4 separate regions of the Mus musculus genome follow, and regions 2, 3 and 4 are each linked to region 1. The links are chromatin loops, found by intact Hi-C in ENCODE. Cell type or tissue: heart. All regions are shown on one strand. Links, peaks and the distances in the headings refer to the core of each region. The heading gives the core; the rest is flanking DNA.

Region 1 (5,728 bases), core at 624-5,623:
TAACAAACGGCCTTTTTCTCCAACGAAAATTAATTCCACCAGCCCCAGAGAGGGTTGCAAACCAGAAGCCACTTTGCTTAAGAAACATGAGCCCTAGAGGCGAACCTCAATTTTGTCACCTGTAAAGTGAGGTTCTTGGACCTGACCCCACATCAAAGGCGTGTTGTAAGAAAGAGCTGAACAATATCTTTAAAATGCCTGTGGTCTCTCAGAGGGGAAAAAAATAGAGTATAAGATGAGACTCTAAAATAAATGCAGGAAGAGCTGCTGAGAGCACTTGTTCTTGCAAAGGCCCTGGGTTTGATTCCCAGCACCCACATGGCCACACGCAGCAGCCCATAATTCCAATTCCAGGAGATCTAGCTCCTCCCCTGGGCACCAGGAACATAGATGGTGCACTACTTAGATCCAGGCAAAATATCCATACACATAAAATAAATATTTTTAAATTGTATAAATGTAACAGGGCTGCAAAGATGACCCACTGGCTAAAGCACTTTTCATACGAGCATGAGTACTGGAGTTTGGGTCCCCCTAAATCCACAGAAATGTAGGAGAGGTGTGATAGTCAGCCTGAAATTCCACCCTCAGAAGGCAGAGACGGGACCCTCAGAGCAAGCTGGCTACTGAGACTAGCCATATCGGTGAGCTCTGGGTTTGATTAAGAGGCCTGCCTCAATGAGTAAGAAGGAAGTGAGATACAGGATGAATCCCGACATTAACCCTGTGTCTCCACATGAGCACACATATGCATGCACACACACACACAAAGCCAGAAAATAAAAAATATATTACTTGATCAATTACTTTAGTAAAACGTCCATAAATGAATGAGGCAATTTATTAGGCAATGATCAGAAACTGGTATAGTTGCCAACACACCAGGACCTCCAAGAAAACAGTTGGCATCCTGAGGGGCTGGAGTCATGTCAGTTCCTGAAGGCGACCTGTGGTGCTGGTCACAGAGCTGAGAGAAGGCGTGTCTTACCTCCCGACCCTGCCAGTGCCCGACCCCACACTACCTCCCCACAGCTCCAGCAACAGCTATCCCATCCTTCCTCCTGCCAGCACCAGTCCCTCATTATCCCTCCTCCACCAACACCCTACTGTTATCCCACGGACCACACCAAACCAGCTGACCACCTACCACCTCCATCGCCTGTTTTGCTCTGACTTTAAAATGTGCCCTAAAGGGGGCTCACATGTTGAGTGTTTGGTCCTTACCTGGCTGTGCTGTTTGGGGAGGTTCGGGGAATTCGAGCTGCCTCCTCCACAGGTTCCTACCCTCGAGAAGTACTGCTTCACCAGCGGCCCTGTACCAGAGTCATACGTGCACGAGCCCTCTGAGACTGTGAGTGAAGTGATCCCACCCCATCCCCACCCCCCGCCACACGACCAACACCTCATCTGTCTGTACACTTCACCCCAGCAACGGTACCACCAGTTCCTCACCACCTTGCCTTCATCCTCACCACAACCCTACCGTTATAGTCCCGCCACTACCCACCCCTGCTCTCCCGCCTGTAACCGCCCCCTCTCCCGCCTGCTCTCTTTCCACCTGCCTAGTGTTCAGGAAACGGCATCCAGAGATGTGAGATCACAGGTCCACACTGTCCAATCGCCGTTAAATTTATTGCCGGAGCACCATTAGCAAGTTAGCTGGAACAACAGGAGCGATGACCACAGCAGAGCGTTGAAGCAGCTGCAGCCCTCCAGGGCCTAAGTGCTCGTAACTGCTGTATTCAGAAAGCTGCTGTTATTTTACAGGTTAGAAACTGAAACGCTGAGACCCTAAGTAATTGGCTTAAAGCCTGCAGTCAGTAATTGTCCGACTGGGATTTACCATGGACGGGGCAGCTCGAGGGCCTGTGCCCTTAAACAATTCATCATGCTGTCAGCTCACAAACTCAGTCTTGGGCACCTTAGGGAAGGGTGTCTGTTAGGTTCACTGGGTTTAGGACACCAGTGCCATCTGGTGAAGCAGGGTATAGTAAAAGCTCACACCCTTGGCTACAAAAATCCACCTTGAGCACCTGCTCAAAGGACAAGCTGCCTCCCACAGCCAGGCCCCATGCTGACCATGCATGCTGTATACACAGACTGTTTGATGCTCTCCCACCGTCATCCTGTGAGGCTGGTAATATTGCTAGGAACAAAATAATTCCTGTTCTGTATGTGAGAAAAGAGAGTAAGTTAGCACCCGGCTGGCATGTCTCGGAGGACTCACAAGTTCCCCAGAATGTCCCAAGCATTCTGAGAGGTCCTCTCCCTCTCCTGGGCTCCAGAATCTGGGATGGAGTCTGGAGAGGACAGCTTTCAATAGCTTTGTGAACAAATGAAAGAAAGAAAGAAAGAAAGAAAGAAAGAAAGAAAGAAAGAAAGAAAGAAAGAAAGAAAGGAAGGAAGAAGGCAGGGAGGGAGGGAGGGAGGGAGGGAGGGAGGGAGGGAGGAAGGAAGGAAGGAAGGAAGGAAGGAAGAAAGGAAGGAAGGAAGGAAGGAAGGAAGGAAGGAAGGAAGGAAGGAAAGATGGCTCATATTTGATATAAGGGTGAGAGCAGGCACCCAAAAGACCTTGGGGCCAAGGCACCAGGCGACTGAGGAATGTTCACTTCGGAGCCCTCTGAACCGATGCTTCATACACACACACACCCAACTGCTTTCCTCCAGCCTGACCTACTTTGGGCCAAGCAGGGTTTGCAGAGCATTGAACAAATGATGCTGACTTGTAGAAGTGGCTGCTGCCCTTTGCAATTAGATGCTTTGAGACCTCTCCTCTGTCCCTGCAATAAAGACAGTGACCTAAGTGCTGATGTGGCCAAAGGACAAGGGACGACGTGAAATTGTTCCCATTAAAATTAGCCCTAGGGGCAAACAGTAAAACCAAGCAGAAAACCTGGCCGGGTCCTCAGGTTTTTAGTGCAAGATCACAGCCTACGTCCATTTAGAGTGTTCTCCTACCCTTCCTTCAAACCCTTCCAGCCCATCGCCTAACACACACACACACACACACACACACACACACACACACACACACACACCTCACAGACGCTGTATTAACAGAAAACCTCCAGCTATGTGTCTATTCATGCAGAATAGCAAATAAATAGCAACTAAGTATCTTCTTCTCCACACTCTGCAAGGTCTGGGGTGGGTGTGCAGGTGCAGGGCGCTAGCGCATCGTTGGTGGCTGGGGACGGGGAGTGTGGGGGAGGGGGTACAGACGGGGGGGGGGGGGGGGGGGAGGACAGGACTGTGAACACTAACCTTCATGTTCTCACCTAACCCTGGGGAACCCACCCTTTCATCTATCCTTCCTGGATTCACAAGACAAGAATTCTTCAGCTCCTGGTGGGGAGCCACCACAGAGCCTCATCACAGGGCTCTGATCACACTGTTAACTCAAAAGAAAACTTGAACCAATTTTAGAACAAGGCTAAGAGGCCAGAAGAAAAATCCCTGCTGCGAGGTCTTGAAACATAAATTGTGAGATGTCGCCATCTTGTGGTCACCTATGGGGTTGCCATTCTTATTCCATACCCAATAGACTATTGAATTCTGTCAGCTGCGGCCACCATCTCCCCCTTTCCCTAGACCCAAACATCAGTATCAGTTTTGCTGAAGCGGCAGGCTGAAGGTTTGCACAGCAGAAATACATCTGTCCCAGTGGCAAGGGTCGGGGACTGGGGATGCTTTCGGTACAAGCCTGACCTGAGTTCAATCACTGGGTCCCACATAAAGGTGGAAGGATAGAAACAACTCCACATGGTGCCCTCTGACCTCCAGTCGTGAGCCTCAGCACACGTGCTCAGACACACTAGGAGTAGTAGTAAGTACTTCTGCCATTGAATATGGCCTGATGCAGGAAGTGACTATGAACTAAGCCTATTAACTGAGAAACACTTTGAATGTGGTTTGCTTCCATCTCCGAAGCACATCTTCTGGGGTGATGAGAAACCATCTTAGTGATCACTGTCTGGATCTTCACACAGTCAACCACAGTGGTGCAGGTACCACCCTGGATGGCCACAAACCCTGTCCTTTCAGCTGTGGGCATTTCACCTTACAGAAAACATGACACCTCTAAGAATGTTCCAATACTACTATGCCAGCCCTCCTCCCAGATCTTATCTTTGACTCTTAGACATAGAGGCCAGCTCCTGCTCGCACCCATGACTGCTCCACATGGGGAGAGGTTTCCACAGTGTAATGGTTATCATATTTGCCTCATACATTTTAATACAGCATTCACTTCACGCTTTCTCCTTCAACCTCACTCTCACTCAAAATGCAAATACCAGGCGGCAGCAGCAATATCCCTAGAACCTAGAATATAAGTCTGTCACCTTGCAATTTAATTTAGTTAGTTTTTATATACTCTCTCTCTCTCTCTCTCCCTCCCCCCCCATTTTTGTTGTTGGTGTTTTGAGACAGGGTTTCTCTGTGTAGTTCTTGCTGTCCTGAAACTCACTGTGCAGACCAGCTGACCTCAAACTCACAGAGATTGTCTTGCTTTCCCTCGCAAGTGCTGGGATTAAAGATGTATACCACTATGACTGGCAAGATAAAAGAGAGAGAGAGAGAGAGAGAGAGAGAGAGAGAGAGAGAGAGGGAGAGGGAGAGGGAGAGGGAGAGGGAGAGGGAGAGGGAGAGGGAGAGGGAGAGGGAGAGGGAGAGGGAGAGGGAGAGGGAGAGGGAGAGGGAGAGGGAGAGGGAGAGGGAGAGGGAGAGGGAGAGGGAGAGGGAGAGGGAGAGGGAGAGGGAGAAGTTTGAGGCCAGCCTGGTCTAGAGGCCAGCCTTGTCTCCAAAGAAACAGTCCAGGATGATCTCAAACCTGCTATTTAGCCAAAGGATGACCTTGGATGACCTTGCACTTCTCATCCCCCTTCCTCCACCTCCCAAGTTTGGGATTATAGGCACCAGCTTTGTGTGCTGCTGGGTACCTAGCCCAGAGCTTCTGGATACTAGGCCAGCATTCTACCAACTGATCCACATCCACAGGCTCAAACATATAATTCTGAATGGCTAAGTAGGGGAAAACATGGATGGGTGGGTGGGTGGATGGACCAACTGACAAACAGACGGATGGGTAGACAGACGGAACAAAAGCACCTATAAATAAACTCCAAAGAAAGAGAAATTTTAGAAACTTTAACATTCGATCATATTGAAAGCCCAGTTCCACCATATCCCAGACGCTATCTTCTCTGGGTCACGATTCTTCTATTCCAACAAAGTGAGGCAAAGTGAGAGGAGACCTCCAGCGTGGCTGTTGAGCTAAATACTTAACCGACCTGGAATAGCATGCTCAAAGCTTGCTGAAATCCCAGAGTTCAGGCTACCTGCTAGTGCAGCAGCAGCGGCAGAAGCACCGTAGAAGCTGGAAGCTTCCCAGACCCAGCTCAGCTCCTCAGCAGCCACACAACCAGCTCCTCAGCAGCCACACAACAACAACACACACACACACACACACACACACACACATACACACACATACACATACACACACATACACACATACACACACATACACACATACCTACACACATACACACACACATACACACACACCTACACACCTACACACAAACACACACATACACACACACATACACACACATACACATACACACACACACATACACACAAACACACACATACACACACACACATACACACACACACATACACACACACACCTACACACATACACACAAACACACACATACAC
Region 2 (5,728 bases), core at 538-5,537, 120 kb before region 1:
CATGTTAAAGCTAACTGGTTGCATCATGCTTTCATGCAGGACAGACAGACAGAACCACTTCTGAGAGACTATTGTCTCCTGTCCCCATGACAGAACTGTCATGGATGTGCTGGTAGCCTCCCTGACCCTCTTTCCTTATTATGATGTCTGTTCTCTGCGGCTCTAGGTGCTGCTGCCAATGGATCTTCACCGACCCTTCTCAGAAAATGGTCCAGGACACAGGGCCTGCCATGTCCACAGATTACAATCCTCATTCCCCCACCAGGAGCCACCTGTACCAGTGGCTCAATAACAGAAGGTCATATGACTTTGTACTTGCCCTTCTCCCTTGACTTTATGTGACAACTCAGTTCCTGGCGAGGCTGGGTGGAGGCTGCAGCTAAGAGGCCATCCATGTGTAGGTCCTTCTGTGCTATATCTTGCTTTCCTCCCCTTCTCATGCAAGAACCACACTTGGCATCCCTATTCCAGACTGAATAGACTAATATCCCTTCCTCAAAAAAAAAAAAAAATCTCACTTGGGATTTAACCCTAAGACTTAGCCTCCAGCTTCCTAGTTGTGGTAAATACTGGATTTTCTCAGCAAGGTGTGAGATGGAGTGAGACCCTACATGTGTGACTCCTGTCCCCTCCAAGTGTGTCCCAGGACAACCACACTTGGCCTTTGCTCCAGGTACTTTCTTCGGAACTCATCTAGCCCTGCTAACTGCAGCTTCTGCTCCTAGGTATCCTGACACTTACATTCCCCAGCTATCGCCAGCTGCCAGCTTGAGAACATGACTTGGAAATCTCCCTAAATTCCTCCAGTAGAATCATGGCTAATCCACTCCTCCTGGAACCCAAGTTCTCCCATGAATGCTCTACCCATGTGTTCCAACTCTACACACTCACATCCTTGCAAACCCTAGCTACACTGACTCCTTTAGCTCTTCCCTGAATCCTCTCAACTTCTACACTTTGTCCTTTGCCTCACCATCAACTGTTTGAAATGTTCCACTTCCCACAAGGTTCCCCATAACCACACAGGAGTGGAGAACCTTTCTTACTCACACTACACGGACAAACGAATCCTTGTCATCTCAAGGGGCCATTTGATTCAGTCTGTGGTAACCCAGCTTTCTGCATGAGGCTTTCTCATCCTCTTAAACTGCCCTATGGTCCCTGGGTGGAAAAAATCACTATTTGTCCATATAAGTCACATTTTGTGTGTGTGTGTGTGTGTGTGTGTGTGTGTGTGTGTGTGTGTGTGTGATGTTCATGTAGGTGGATGCACCAATGTACATACACATGTGTATATGCGTGCATGCATGTGTGTTGGGCCTAGAGGTCCAAGTCCAGTGCCTCCACTGATTGCTTCCCATCTTATCTTTTGAGACAAGGACTTTGATTCAACCTGGAGCTCATTGATTCATCTAGGCTGGCCAACTAGCTTCAGCGATCCTCCTGCCTCTGCCCCTGTTCCCAACACTGTAGTTTGTACAAGCATGCAACACCATGCTCAACTTTTTACCTGGATTCTGGAATCTGAACTCAGACCCTGTGACTATATGGCAGGCACATCATTGAGCCATCCTCTCAGCCCCAACATTGTATATTCTTATCTAGCAGACAACAAAACAAAGAAAGATTCTCATGTTTGTTGAGCACTTACCACATGACCAATACATTGTAGCTTAACATTTTATGTATATCGTGTGACTTAGAATAATGCCCACATGTTTCTCATGTACAGCTTAGTGTATTTTATCTATCTACATCCATGACTCCAATCAAGGCAAGAAACTCCTCAACTCCTCAACAACTCCTTCTGTGTCTTCCACAGGGGACAACGATGGAGTTCTCTCCACAAAGGTTGGTTTGACCTACTCTTGAGTTCATGCAATTGAAGTAGAACTAGAAACTCCATAAAAAAGAATAAAAATGTGCACTCTGTCTGGCTTCTTTCATTCAGCGGACTACCTGTGGGACTCATGTATGCATCTATAGTTAGCTGGCTGATGAAGGATATCTCCCTCACTACTCCACCAGATCGTATCTATTCCTCCTCCTCTGAAGAATATTTCTGTGTCTGGTTTTTTGAGGCTATGAATGAAGCTGTGAATATTCTGTGTTTTGGTGAACACAAACCACCATTCCCTTGAGTATATGCTCAGAATGGAAATCGCCAGCCAGGGCACACAAACATTTGCCATCATTAGTTGATTCTACTACATGATTTCTCGACAGGTTTCACTCCTATGTAGACTGTTTGCCCAGAAGCACAAAAGAGCTGTTTCCATTCAAACACTTCGCATTGTAATCTGTCAAATTTTTCTATTTTTACCCATTCTACTGGAGGGCAATGTGATATCTTAGTATGGTTTTAATGAACAGTGATGTCAAATGAACTTGAACATGTGTTTATTGGCCATTTCTAAGTCTTTGTGAAGATATAGCAGACATTTGGCATATGAGGAAATTTCAGTCAGGCTTGATGTTAGCCCTGAAGGGCAAGTGTTGATATCTCTATCATACAGAAGCTCCAAAAACCTAAGTTAAGTTGCCCAAGGTCATATAGACAAGAAATAACAGAACTGGGACCTTCACATAGCCGCACAACTTCCTACCTGAAAATAAGTTCTCCCAGAATAATGTGTGCATTATGAATACATACTATGCCATTGTCACCAGGGTTTTAATGGAGCCTCTGTGGGCCATGGGCAGTCCTCAGGTCTTCTTGAGACTCCAACACAGAGTATGGGTGTAGTACCATCCCCTGCCTCTAGAGGTCATGGCAAAGATGTGCTGGGACAAAGCACACAGCTGACATAGTAAAAGCTCAAAAGGTGCCAGTTAGAACTCTCTTAGCACTTCCCTAGGAAAATTATCAAAATTCTACTATAAATAGCAAGTGGGACTTCCCCGCAGGCTTTCTTGTGGGTTTACTTTTCATAATACTGAAACTCAGAGATGCCTCTAGACCAGTATTTCTCAGCCCATGGGTTGCAACCCCTTTGTGCATCACATATAAGATATCCTTCATATAAGATAATTACATTATTATCCTTCTGGTATGAACCTGTGCCCTGAGCAGACCTTGGGCGCTGGCTCTGTACAGAGTCCCACAACACCCAGAAGAAGCTCGACTCCCAGGTGCTCTAACATGCCCAGGACCACAGGTGAGGAGGCTACAACATATGCCCCAACACTGGGAATAACTGGGACCCCTGGGATCCAGGGACACAGGAACCCCCAACTGGCCAGTGGCACGGGTTCCTTCCAGTTTGAACCTGCACCTGGAGCAGACTTGGGTGCTGGCTCTGCACCCACTCCTACAACACGCAGAGGAAGCCTGACTCCCAAGTGCTCTGAAACACCCAGGATCATGGGAAAGGCCACAACATCTGCCCAAATATTCAAAGTACCTGGGTCCCCCAGGATCCAGGGATGCAGGAACCCCCACCCAGACAGTGGCATGGATTCTTTCTGGTCTGAATCTGCACCCAGAGCAGACCTGGGGTGCTGGCTCTGCACCCACTCTTACAACACCCTGAGGGAGCCTGACTCCCAGGTACTCTGAAATGCCCAGTATCACAGAATCACAGGATCACAGAGGAAGCTCTACTCCCAGGAGATCAGACACACCCAGGAGCACTGGAGCTCTGACACACTCAGGATCAAAGTTGAGGCCACAAGTCTTTCCCAGCATCCAGTGTAACTGGAACCCCCACAGGAACCAAGGAAGCGTAAATCCCCACCCAGCCAGAGACACAGGTTCCTTCCAGCTTGCACCTGTGCCCTGAGCAAACCCATGGCTCTGGCTCCCCACCCATCCCTGCAACACCCAGCAAAACCTTGACTCCCAGGAGCTCTGACACAACAGAACATCAGGAGCTTGGTCACACCAGGATTTCAGGATCCCAGAGGCAGCTTGACTCCCAGGAGCTCTGACATACCCACGATCTCAAAATGACAGGATCCCAGAATCACAGGATCACAGAGACGGCTAGACTCCAAGGAGTTTTGACATAACCAGGATCACAGGAGGAACAGGCTCCAGTCAGATTCAGGAAGGGCAGGTAGCACTAGAGATAACCAGATGGCAAGAGACAAGAGCAAGAACATATGCAATAGAAACCAATGCTACGGCTCTCTGCTCCTCCCTGTTCCAGAGACAGCCGCATCTTCTTGTGCAGTGCCAGCCTCGTCCCGTAGACAAAATGGTGAAAGTGGGTGTGAACGGATTTGGCTGTATTGGGTGCCTGGTCACCAGGGCTGCCATCTGTTCTCCACATGGCAAAGTGGAAATTGTTGCCATCAATGACCCCTTCATTGACCTGAACTACATGGTTTACATGTTCCAGTATGACTCCACCCACGGCAAATTCAACAGCACAGTCAAGGCCAAGAATGGGAAACTTGTCATCAACAGAAAGCCCATCACCACCTTCCAGGAGTGAGACCCCACTAACATCAAATGGGGTGATGCCAGTGCTGAGTATATTGTGGAATCTATTGGCGTCTTCACCACCATGGAGAAGGCTGGGGTCCACTTGAAGGGTGGAGCCAAAAGGGTCATCATTTCCACCCCTTCTGCTGATGCCCCCATGTTTGTGATGGGTGTGAACCACTAGAAATATGACAACTCACTCAAGATTGTCAGCAATGCATCCTGCACCACCAACTGCTTAGCCCCCCTGGCCAAGGTCATCCATAACAACTTTGGCATCGTTAAAGGGCTCATGACCACGGTTCATGCCATCACTGCCACTCAGAAGACTGTGGATGGCCCCTCTGGAAAGCTGTGGTGTGGTGGCTGTGGGGCTGCCCAGAACACCATCCCTGCATCCACTGGTGCTGCCAAGGCTATAGGCAAGGTCATCCCAGAGCTGAACAGGAAGCATACTGGCATGGCCTTCCATGTTCCTACCCTCAATGTGTCCATCCTGGATCTGACGTGCAGCCTGGAGAAACCTGCCAAGTATGACGACATCAAGAAGGTGGTGAAGCAGGCATCTGAGGGCCCACTGAATGGCATCCTGGGCTACACTGAGGACCAGGTTGTCTCCTGCAACTTCAACAGCAACTCCCACTCTTCCACCTTTGATGCCAGGGCTGGCATCGCTCTCAATAACAACTTTGTCAAGCTCATTTCCTGGTATGACAATGAATACGGCTACAGCAACAGGGTGGTGGACCTCATGGTCTACATGGCCTCCAAGGAGTAAGAAACCCTGAACCACCCACCCCAGCAAGGACACTGAGAGCAAAAGAGAGGCCCTCAGTTGCTGAGGAGTTCCTATACCAACTTGGCCCCCAACACTGAGCATCTCCCTCACAATTTCCACCCCAGACCCCCATAATAACAGGAGGGGCCTAGGGGACCCCTCCTTACTCTCTTGAATACCATCAATAAAGTTCACTGCACCCAAAAGGAAAAAAAGAAAGAAAAAAAGAAACCAATGCTACTTGACAACATCAGAACCCATTTCTCTCACCACACCAAGCCCTGGATACCCTAACACACCAGAAAAGCAAGATTTGGATTTAAAAGCACATCTTATCATGATGATAGAGGACTTTAAGAAGGACATAAATAACTCCCTTAAAGAAATACAGGAGAACACAGGTAAACAGGTAGAAGCCCTTAAAGAGGAAACACAAAAATCTCTTAAACAATTTTAGGAAATCACAACCAAACAGGTGAAGGAATTGAACAAAACCATCTAGCATCTAAAAATGGAAATAG
Region 3 (5,728 bases), core at 172-5,171, 200 kb before region 1:
CCCATATGTGTGGAATGGTGTCTTGAATTCTCTAGCACCAACTGAGCTCTCAACTGAACGAGAAGACCCATGGGTGTGGGTAGGCCTAGCCAACGCCATGCAGAACAGAGGACTCTCCTGGCTAAGCCAGACAGGTCCAGAAAAAAAATCACTTATGGAGGCTGGCCCCCAAAGTTGTGCTCTAGTCTGCACACACATGAGCTGTCTCATACACACACACACACACACACACACACACACACACACAGAGTGAGAGAGAGAGAGACAGAGACAGAGACAGGTAGTTTCCTCAAGCTCCACACTTTTAGCAGCTTTCTACCCTAATAACTCCAAGTCATTGCTGCTACTTAAAGCTTCATATTGCTACTCCAACAAATTCCTTAGTTTCCACATTAATTGTACTATAAGCTGTCTGGGAGCCAGGACACCACCAGACCAGACCACTCCTGGCTTTTGTGCTGGGTGGTGGGCAGACAGCCCCAGATATCCTCAGAACATCCACAGTCTCCGTCTTCTAGGCGAACCCTCTCCAGTGCTACCTAGCTCCATCCTTTACAGGAACACTTCCATCACTATCCAAAGACAGCCGGCCAGACAGGGTGTTTCCTGCATACGAAATGATCCAGTGATTTAGCGCAGAGTGTTTTATGGTATTAATAAAATTGAGTGTTATGGGAAATGCCTTTTAAGCAGACCAGGTCTGAGGCCAAGGTTCTAGAAAGCTTTTAGTTAAAATGCAAATCCACTGAAGATTGTGAGCTGTGCCAGGGTTGGGGCCATATGCAGCTGAAGTCAGGAGTCTCAGCCTCATTCCCCTAGTTTACGTGTCTCCGTGGTGCATTTCGCCCACAGAGCTAGGCAAAGTCCAAAGGCATGGGCATAGAGGTTAGAGGCAGTTGGTGTGAGAAATTAAATAGAGCCAGTGCTTGCCAGGCATTGAACCCCATGCAAGAAAAACCCAAAGCATGTGAGGAAACTCGTGTGTGTGTATGTATGTGTTTATGTGTGTATTTGTGTATGTGTGTGTATTGTGGTGCATGTGTGTATATATGTATGTGTTCTGCATGTGTGTGTGCGTGCATCTATGTGCAGGTCAGAGGTTGACGACAGTTGTCTTCCTCAACTGTTCCCCATTTTGTTTTTGCACCGGGTCTCTTGCTGAATGTGGAGCTCATTGATTTGGTTAGTCTAGCTACCCAGCTCACCTGAGAGATCCATGTCCCTGCCTGGAATTCCAAGCAGACCACCATACTGGCTTTTTATGTGGACACTACAGGCCAGAATTCTGGTCCTCCTGTTTGTGAGACCAGTGCTCTATCTGCTTTATCTTCCCAGTCCCTGAAACTTTTTTTATAGTGAGTTTGAAACTCGAGACATCTGTGACTGCCTGGGTGACTTGAGTCACTCTCTCCTGTGCAGAGATGATGGTGCTTGCCTTGGACAGCAGCCAGAGAGCACAGCTGGGAGGAGGGAGGTGGATGCTGGGATATGTGTGGACAAGCTGCACACAGGTGAGATTGTTTGCTGCTCTTTTGAGGCAGGGTCTCCTGTATGTAAGGCTGTCTTTGAACTCACTATGTCACTAAGGATGGCTTTGAACTTCCGATCTTCCCACCTCCATCTCTCAAGTGCTGGCATTACAGGTATGCACCCCCACAGTGCTTGGGAAGGACCCCCAGGGGCATAATGCAAGCCACCTCCAGCACTCTCAGGGTTTTCTTTCCACACTAAGCTGTACTGTAACAATAGTGACCACAGCAGCAGCAAAAATCCACAGGCGCTCCCCTCACTGAGCACCTTAGAGTGTGCCCTTAATTAGAAGATGCTGTCTGGCTTAACAAAGTTCCTAAGAGTTAGAGATGAGGCTACAGAAGTTCAAGTCAGGAAATAGAAATCATAGCGACAGCTTTGACAGGCAAAATTCATCCTAATTTATCATTGTTATCATGATATAAAATCGTTAACAAGGTGCCTGAGGGAGCAGCTGGGGGAGGCAGCTCTCAGCCTGAAATGACCAACCTTCCTTATTTGTGGAGATGTGCTGAATTTCAGAACACCTGAATGTCGGTATTAGAAACTCAAAAAGTCCCAGGAAAACCAAGACTAGCCTAGTCACCCAGTGCATCCCTAAAATTATGGAAATACTAAAAAAAAAAAAAAAAAAAAAAAACAAAAAAAAAAAAAAAAAACGCTTGAATTAATAAATCTCAGAAGTGTAAAGATGAGGGGCTGAAGAGATGGCTCTGTGGTTAGAAGCACACGCGACTCTTCCAGGGGACCTGGGAACAGTTCCTAGCATGCATGTCAGAAAGCTCCCAAATGCTCATAACCTCAGCCCTAGGGGATCTGACTCCCTCTCTGACCTCCGCAGGCATCCTCGTGTGGCCTCTATTCTCACAGACAAACGCGCGTATACATAAATAAAACTTTCGTTTTAAGTCTGAAGAAGAACTCCTCAGAACAGGATCTAGATAATGAAGGCGGCAGCTGACTGGGTGGTGATACCTCCAAGTAAACTCGTCCCAGCGAGGTGGGCCGTGAGAGTGCTGCTGCAAAAATCCTAACCCGTGCGTGGACCCATCAGGCACTGAAGAGGGAGCTGCGGGTCGGAGCATCTGAAACGCCTTCTTATTGCGCCCCCTACTGGCAGGCGTCACAAGGAACCAGCTGACAGAATACATCAACCCCAGCATCTCTGGGCAGAAGAATGCAAGAACCGGAGCTTGGGGCTGGGGCACAATGCAGTTTAATAACTGGAATATGGGGAAAGAAATGTATGGAGGAAGATGTTATTTGTGATATAGGATTTATTCTGAGGACTTATTCAGAAATTATTTCTAAGGCTGGAGAAAGATAGCTTAGTCAGGATCTGAGTTAGGTCCAGAGAACCCACCTGAAAACACCTGAAAAGCCATACTTGAGACTGTCCTCTGATTCCCACATGCATGTGTACACACGTGCACGCAAACATATGCATGCACACCCATACATGCACAAAGGACAGTCTTCCTAGGCTCCTGAGTCTGGTCTATCTAGACATTCAAGAAGAAGGTAATTCCTGCAGAATGCTGTTCACTGACCTTGATCGTTCCCCTCGCTGGCTGGGATCCTCCCACCACAGACCCACCTAAGGCTCTGATGGCCACATTGGCTGCCTATGGCCCTTCGGTCATGTCTCCTGGCCTTCTCCTGGGAACCATGGCCCCTGCTTTGCAAACTTCTAGACAGCTGAACTGAAAGGAGCATTAGGCGGCTTTAAACATTGATATGGCTCATTATTCTTTCATGAGGTACTGCAAATCTAACCTCACAAGGCCAGAGGCACGCACACGGGGGCCCAGGGGGGGTCATCACAGCACTCTGCCCTAACCTCGGAGATTTTATCCTGTAAAAGGATACAGAAAGGGCTCTGCAAACATCTCACACCACTACAAGTACTCAGACCATAGTCATGGTGATGAGTGAGGGGCTCACCGTGTCCCCCTCACCCAACACCCCACTATCCTCATCTTTGCCACTGAGTCAGCCATAGGAGAAGAGATTAAGATCCATAGCTAGGATTCCAGTCTCTGTCTCATACCCTGTGACAGAGAGTCTCTCTCCAGGGCTTTTGTGCTATATTTTCCCAAGTAGGATATGGTTTGGCCATATTTTCTCCTCCTCTTGGCCCTATCTTTCCAATCTTCCCTCTTCCTGTCTTTTCTTCTTACCTCTATTCATCCCTGACAGTCCATCTTCTGGGCTCAGCCTCTCCCAGTCTGTTAAGTTTCCTCTCTTTTCATTTTTGCTACAGCTCTGCCTATTCACATGTACGGTGTGTGCACACGTGTGTATCCCGATGACCTCCTGTCTTCTCTGGCTTCCGGATCCCCCTTGGTCACCACCTCCAGCTCTAATCTCACAGGGTTGACAAAAAATAACAAGCTTATCCCTAGGGAGAGGTAAGATTCTGGTTTTGTCTCCTTTTTGGTATTGCTTATTCTAAAAAGAGGCAGCCAAGCAAGACAAGGGTGGGTTCAACTCGGGACACAGATAATGAGTCCCAACTGCATGCTAAACGATGAGCCATAGATGCCCGGTTCAGTCTGGAGCATTTGTTTAGGATGCCAAACCATGTGCTCATCTCTAGGGCCTCGGAGAAAACTGGATAGGGTCAATCCTAAACCCAGGAGTGCCACACAGCCTGTGTCTGGCGAGAAGGAAGAGCTCTGAGAGATGCAGGATGAAGGCCATCCGACCCCGCTGTCGTGGAGGCAGTGCTGTGACTGGTGTGTGGGTGTGGACCAAAGCACCCCGTCTGAAGGTGCACTGAGGGTAACCATGTGGTGATGGACAGCAGATTGCTGTGAACCGGAGCACACAGGCTGGAAGGAGCTGCTGAAGCATCTGCACGGATACAGGCAGTGAAGGGATGGAGCTGTAGGGTTGAGAGCCTGTGAATCGCATGGAGATGGGAGGGCAGGCTGTGGGAGATGCTACCACAGCTCACCCCTTCCTGCCCACTGCTCGCAGAAAGTTTCCAATGCGTGTCTGCTGCTCCTGCCTGAAGGAGCCCTCTGACCACTGACACAGGCTTGGCCTTCTATACAGAAAGACCATGGTGGCAGGTAATTAGCACCCCAGGGAACACACTCAGCCAATGACTAATCAGAGAGTTTTGTTTTGTTTTGTCTCCTGGTTTGTAACCCTCCGGGTACCATTGCATAAGCCCATCTACATCTCTGCCCTTCAGGAATGAGCTCCTACTACCCATGGGGTAGGCTCCTCGACCCAAATGCCCTGTGCTGGCTGGATGCTCTTCTCAGCTCATGTACTAACTCTATCTGGTACTTCTCTCTTACCACAGGTAAACATGCATCTAATCCTATGTCTGCTACTGTAGCCACAAGAAAGCACATAAAACCTTAAATGGTAGCATGTAGTCAGGTTCATGATTTAGGACACGCCCACTACAGGAGTTGGTCATATTTGAGGCAGAGTACGGGACAAATATTGAAGCCAATTCAGGACCACCAAGGTAGATCAGTGAGGAAAGAAAGCTACCTGCCACCAAGGCTGATGACTTGAGTTTGATCCCCAGGACCCACATGGTAGAAGGACAAAATCAACTCGAATAAACAGTCCTCTGACCTCCACAAATACACCATGGCACTCATGTACACACACACACACACACACACACACACACACACACACACACCAAATGAACAAATATTTTGAAATAGCAATAAAGTAAGCCACTGCAGCATTCTAGGCTGGAGCTGACATCACCTCTGTGGAATGAGGACAGCAAGAGAGTGGGCATCTGATTCAGAAACTCATTGTAGGACAAGTGCTGGGTCTCAAGCCCTTTCCTTAAGGAGTCAACTGACTCTCAGAATGCAGTGTGTCAAAACCCAAGAAAACAAAAGATGAAGAATGACACCAAGGAACTCGAGCTACAGGAGCTGGGCAGGAGCCTGGAGGAGGTGTTGATGGTGCCCGTGGGGTGGCAGAGTTCAGGGTGAATGGGGTACAAGGCAGAATTAGCAGGAGCAGAGAAGGGGACTTGGGCAGGAGCACAGGTCGCTGCTGAGGCACCAGGAACAGTCAAGAATAGTCGGGGTGGGGGCTGGAGAGATGGGTCAGTGTTTAAGGACACTGGCTTTTCCTCTAAAGGAACCAAGTTCAACTCCTAGCACCTACATGGCTGTTCACAATTGTCTATTCAGGGGAATCCAATGCCCTC
Region 4 (5,728 bases), core at 85-5,084, 1.7 Mb before region 1:
AGATAAGATCCCAGGAGGAGCACAACCTCAAAGAACAGGCTATCCCCAAATGAGAGTAATTAGCCACAGCGGCAAGACTGTACTACCCTGGATAAGAAAGAAGAAAATAATTCCTCTCCCTCTCCCTCCCCCTCACCCCTCCCCCTCCCCCTAGCCCTAATCCTCCCCCTCCCCCTTCCCCTCTTCCTCCCCCTCCTCTGTATGTGTGGTTGTGTGTGTGTGTGTGTGTGTGCCTGTGAAGGTCAGAGAGGGTGTTATTTGATCTACTCGAGCTTAAATCACACAGGAGCTAAACCTGGGTCTTCTACAAGAGCAGTACTTGCTTTTAGCCACTGAGCCACCTATAGCCCTGGTAAGTCACTGGGTTTGGTTAGGAAGTGACTGGGTGTCTACTGGAATTGGATATTTTGTTGCCGGTACTCAGATCATCTCTATGTTCCTCTTGATGATATCCCCCAAGAAAGTGTGCATTAATGGGTGTGCCACAGGTGTCAGTGGCACGTGAACACAGACCTGAAAGAGAGGTTTCCAGAAGGGTCCCCTGGACTGACACATGGGTGTGCTTCCCCATGTGTGCCTGTGTAGAAATGCAATGTGTCAGAAGACCATGAGCACACTGATATTAAAGATGTCAAAATAACACGCAGGGACAAACCATAGAGGAATTTAGACCTAGTGGAGAAATACCTAATGACCTGCTGTTCTAGGCAGAATTAAATGTGACTAATGTGAGGTTTAGACAGATTGGCATCAACAGTGTGGATTCTACAGTGCCTATAAATAATGATCAAAGGGCTGGAGAGATGACTCAGTGGTTAAGAACATGTGCTGCTCTCAGAGAGGACCTGTGTTCGATTCCCAGCACCCACAGAGAGTCTTACAACCATCTGTGACTCCCATTCCAGAGGATTCATTACTTTCTACTGGCCTCTGAGGGCAATGTACTTACATGATGCATTTAGACCAGTGGTTCTCAGCCTTCCTAGTGCTGTGACCCTTTAATACAGCTCCCCATGTTGTGATGACCCCCCCACCATAAAATTATTTTGTTGTTACTTCATGAATCATTATATAAATATGTCATATAAAGGATATCTGATAGGTGACCCACCAAAGGGGTCATGACCCACAGACTGTGAACTGGTAATGTCGGCAAAGCACCCAGACACATTAAGAAAAACCCTAAGTTTAAAAGATTATGAGCAAAATATTTGTATTACTAAATATGTACTTGTCTGTGATGATACAAGGATTCCTCAGGCTGCTTCTCAGAGCCTTGTAGGCATTCTTACTGGGTGTTCTCAGCTGACCACAACCGTCCAGGGAGCTGACTCAGACTCTCCACTTCTCCTGCAAGGTCCTCTCACTGATGAGTCTTAGTGAGCACCACGGAGAAAAAGACAAGGAAAGGGCTTTAACATATGAGTCTGGCAGAGCTACAGGACACGGAGGACTGTATGCACAAGGTGACCACACAGGGAGTATGCTGAGCAAAGCCATCAACTCCCCCAGATAGGAACAGAAGTATCTTCAGAAGAGGATCTGTAAGAGCTTCCTAGGATGAAGAAAGTATGTTTTCCCTTGAGTCTATGGTCACAGACAAGATGCATCCTATATAAACCTAAACAATTTACCAGTATCACTTTAAACAAGCGTTAGAAACCCATCCAAATCTGAGGCAGGAGCATACTCAGCACGCACCTACCCATGGCTGAGGTACTAGGCTGTCATTTCATCTAATGAGACAACCCATACCATACAGGACCTTACCCAGAGAGACTCCATAATTCTGCCCCATGAGGAGCATGGGGCTGTCTTGTAACAGCAACTAAAGCCACCATTTCAGTGTCTGGATCCTGCCAATACAAGATAACACTGATAAACACCACAGCCTCCCACCAATAACACTAGAGAGTAATTTAAGTTTAAAGGCTTCAGCTAACTTCTTGTTGTGAGCCAGGCAGAGGACAGAGGAGCAGAAGAATAAAGAGGGCTCTGTACTCTGTTTCTAGGATATATGCTGGGGTCGCATGGGAGCCCAGTCTCTTTTTTAATGGGCATTGTGTTTGTGAGTCAGTATGAATGGGCATGAGTCTCCACCTAGATCAGGTTTCAGTGTCTTCCTCACTGGGCTGTAGTGCTGGGAGTGAAGGCTGGACCATACAGGTTGTTGTCAGGGAGACACAAGATGCCCAGGTTGGACCACTGTGATAGTTGGCAGGGCTCTCCACAGCAGGCCGCTATGCTATCTGCTCAGTCATTTCTCCACACCTCATACAACACGATGCATTCGTCTAAAAGAACAAAAGAATGACAGTGGGCCAGTCCATCAGCTGTATGGGTGAAAATAACAAGAACAGTTGTGAGTAGGGGATGACAGCAGTCAAAAGCCAAAGGAGAAGTCAGGACCTGATGCTGACTCTGGGTGGATGCACGATGTCCCAGATTTACAGGCTTCTAACAATAGGGGGCGATAGGAGCCCATGTTGCCTCTTTGTTCTGCTTGCTAAAACTTAGACCCTTTTCTGGCTCCCAGAAGCAGTTCCCAAGTGAAGTATGCATGTGCTGTTACTTGTACCTTGCATAGCTCTTCCGTGGGTTAAACAGGGTCAGTATTATCTGGCTGATGTAATTGCAAGAGACTCCATGGAGATGTTCCCACAACATCCTGAGAGTGGTAACACCCAGCCTTCCCATAGCAGCCCTGAGCAAGGCTGTAGCGAGAGGCATTAGTGCTGCTGAGCTCTGAATTGTTTCCAGACCCCTTTCTTGCTTCCACCTCTCCCAGAAGATGATCTGTGTATTGCCTGGTTTGCATTAGGATTGGGAGGACAGAAATGCACCTGGGAGTTGATAATGTAGCTTATCTTTTCGTTTGTCCAGTCAGTTTCTTCTCCCTACTCATTTTCCAGGGGATGTGATCAATGCCTGAAGCCCCAGATATTGCCAATGATTGTAATCCTGCATCTATCTGTTGTGAGAGAGAAGCCACTCTGGATCACCAAGAATTGTGGTTGTTGGACACAGGTTCAGGGTGGGACACGGTTACCTTAAGTCGTCTGGAAGCCTTTCAAGTGGTCCTTGAGTATTGAATTCTGGGCATTCTCAGGAAACAGTCTGGAGGATGTAAGAATCGCATGTTATAGGAAGTTCTATACGTGGTGGCTCAGTGGCTATGCTCTTGGGAAAAGACATCCCATATGAAGCCTCTCGCTCCTTCCCTCTTCACAGTATCCTGTAAACCACTAATATGTCAAAGAACGAAAGCTTCTAGGGTAGAATCAACTCCAGCCCTGGCTTCATAAAACAGGGATGCTTTGACTTTCCCTGCTCCTGTTTTAAACATTTAACTAAGGTTTTTAGTGAAGGACTCTCAATTCCTCAGGTTGCTTCATGGCCAAGGGGGGGGGGGAACTCTGTAACTCTTAAGGGTGGTTATTTTCCCTTCTTCGTCTTTTTCTTTCAAACCAAACACTGACATTGTTTGTCACTGTGCTAAATATACTAGTATTTATCTCAGTATTTTTTTTCGATCACCACAGGCAGTGTTAGGGGGCTGGTTTCTGATTAACAGATGCCACAAGGGGCGTCATTGCTGTGAGCCTGTCACATTACATTTTAACACAAAACTTCTACAAGCAGTGGTCCAGAGCTGCCCATAACCATTTCCTGTGGAAGATACATTACAAGAAGCATGGCTCTAACTGATAGGAAAGAAAGAGTTTCTGGAGTGGAAGACTTTCTCTGAGAATGCTCTCTATTTATAAGACACAGCAGTCAATGCCATGGCCAGGGGCATAAGTGACATCCTTTTAGATGTTTCGGTTGTTTATTTTCCTCCTGCTGTTTTCTTTTAAGATTAAAAAAATAATAACAATAAAAAGAGCCTTTTCAGAAACCGCCCTTAATTGACAGAGCTTCACCTCCCTTCCTGTCTCTGTTAATGAAACATCCTGCCTTCAACTTGGAAACAGTCAAGTGTGTGATGATTTGTAGCAGACAAGGTAAATGGTGCTCGTTCTGTTCTCCCCCAGCATCTTGAGTGGGGCCTTTGAAAAGGCCCGTCACTGTTTTCATCATCGGCAGGATTCTCTTTATTGGAAAATAGAGAGCTGGGAGAATTTGTGTTAGGGGACGATTCTTCTTTCTGCAGAGGATGATGGCATGGCTGAAATTATGGAAGCATAAAAGCTGCAGGTTCTCTGTAATGGGTCCCGCTCAATATTATTAATAACCACACATAGGCACTTTTATGTTGGCAACTGGCTTCAATCATTTTTATCACGTAATAGCTGCAGAGGTTGAGTGAGCTTCTCAGCCTCTTTGCGAGATTGGGTCCCAGTTACAGATAGTTTTAGAGCTCGGAGGAAAATCCCAAGACTCATTCAGGTAATACTCGTGAATTATTAATTCATGAAATAGTTTATGCATACCTGAACACACCCCAGGGTATGTCAGTGGGATGAGCCAGTGGGCACAAGGTTGTCTCACTTAACCCACACAACAGTCCTCAGAGAAAGATGCTGTGGCTTTGACTAGGTTCCATCCCAGACTGCTGCTCCAACCATGCCCATGGTAGCAACCTCTTTCTTCTGTATTCTTCTTTCTTCTGTTATTCTTCTCTATTCTCAGCCAACAAACCCTCTAGGTGACAAGACCCCTTAAAAACAGCAGACTCCTCTCTTACTTCCCCAGGGAAGTTTAGAGAGCTCAGGGTGTCACTCTGGGGACATCACTGACACACCAGTGTCAGTTCCTTCATCTGTATAATGGGTGTGCTTCATCTAGAGGTACCCCTACTCTTCACTTCCTACACACACACACACACACACACACACACACACACACACAGAGAGAGAGAGAGAGAGAGAGAGAGAGAGAGAGAGAGAGAGAGAGGGAATGATTCTAGGGCTGAATTTTCTTCAGAGGCACTGCTGTAATACTATCTGTCTGTCCAGTGTTAACACATCTTCTAAAGAGCCTCTTACCCAAAGTACAAAGTACCTCAGTTTCCCCTCAAGCACAAAAATCACGTAGCCTCTTCATAGATGAGGATAATGGGGGTTTGAAAAGATGAAGCGGTTGTCACGATGATAAACTAAAACCTGGAATTAGTCTAGGTGTGGTCTCAGAGCACAGGCTGTGGTGAAGCCCAGAAGTGGGTAATGCTGTTCCACACAGCTCCTTACCTCATGATCCCTGACACAGAGGCTCAGAGTCAGCACTGAGGACAGAGGCATGAAACAGCTCTGGGGCAGGCAAACCAGCTAAGGAAGAGGATTCTCTGTAGGGATCATAGGATCCTCAAGTGAGGGAAGTCCCCACTGAGTGTGTATTGTTGACATGGGCACAGCCATAACAAGTGCAGAGGTTTTAGAGCCATGGGACATTGGCAAGCTGTTCCCTAGTGGGCCAGGCTCCAAGGTGGCAAGACTTCTTTCTTGATGATTGATCAGTGTGCACAAAAGGAGCAACAGCAGCTTCTTCCTTCCCAGATGTTTACAGCTTGAGATTGCTTGCCTACAGCGACCTTCTATCAAGCTTCTGGCCCCAGCTGCACATGATCCTGAACATGCCGAAGTTCCAGAGTGTGGCTGTAGTGGGCACCATGCCATCCGAGTGCACACACCCCACCTCACCTCTGATTTCTGGGCATGTGTCTGTACTGCCTCTTTATCATTCCTTTGCTGCCCCTGGTCAGGGTTTCAGGACCCAAGCCAGCAGGACC

Evidence for each region. Hi-C counts contacts between places; a loop is a spot of excess contacts. Peaks named below come from ENCODE experiments on the same cell type or tissue, not always from the same donor. Only the 100,000 strongest peaks of a DNase experiment are listed, where the experiment ranks them.
Region 2: it touches region 1 in a loop (5-fold over the local background); 6 of 42 quality-filtered maps call a loop at or near these places.
Region 3: it touches region 1 in a loop (3-fold over the local background); 19 of 42 quality-filtered maps call a loop at or near these places.
Region 4: it touches region 1 in a loop (4-fold over the local background); 6 of 42 quality-filtered maps call a loop at or near these places.

The regions. Positions count from the first base shown.
Region 1 is chr9:113,642,209-113,647,936 of GRCm38, forward strand. It overlaps Gm36745 (a long non-coding RNA gene), which reads right to left and starts at 1,400. Exons shown (of 5, transcript XR_379913.3): 1 at 1,225-1,400. In heart, for the core only: a CTCF peak has its summit at 3,505 (motif pointing left); no DNase peak of the experiment used is centred there.
Region 2 is chr9:113,526,030-113,531,757 of GRCm38, forward strand. All of the region lies in intron 1 of AU023762 (expressed sequence AU023762), which reads right to left. It also overlaps the pseudogene Gm7183. Among named protein-coding and RNA genes, the nearest start is that of AU023762, 58 kb to the right of the region's middle. In heart, for the core only: a CTCF peak has its summit at 2,755; no DNase peak of the experiment used is centred there.
Region 3 is chr9:113,439,615-113,445,342 of GRCm38, forward strand. It overlaps Gm39438 (a long non-coding RNA gene), which reads left to right and starts at 4,148. Exons shown (of 3, transcript XR_871308.2): 1 at 4,148-4,607. In heart, for the core only: a CTCF peak has its summit at 2,650 (motif pointing left); no DNase peak of the experiment used is centred there; H3K4me3 peaks cover 459 bases; H3K27me3 peaks cover 1,544 bases.
Region 4 is chr9:111,937,313-111,943,040 of GRCm38, forward strand. No RefSeq gene overlaps it. Among named protein-coding and RNA genes, the nearest start is that of 4930545L08Rik, 21 kb to the left of the region's middle. In heart, for the core only: a CTCF peak has its summit at 2,470; no DNase peak of the experiment used is centred there.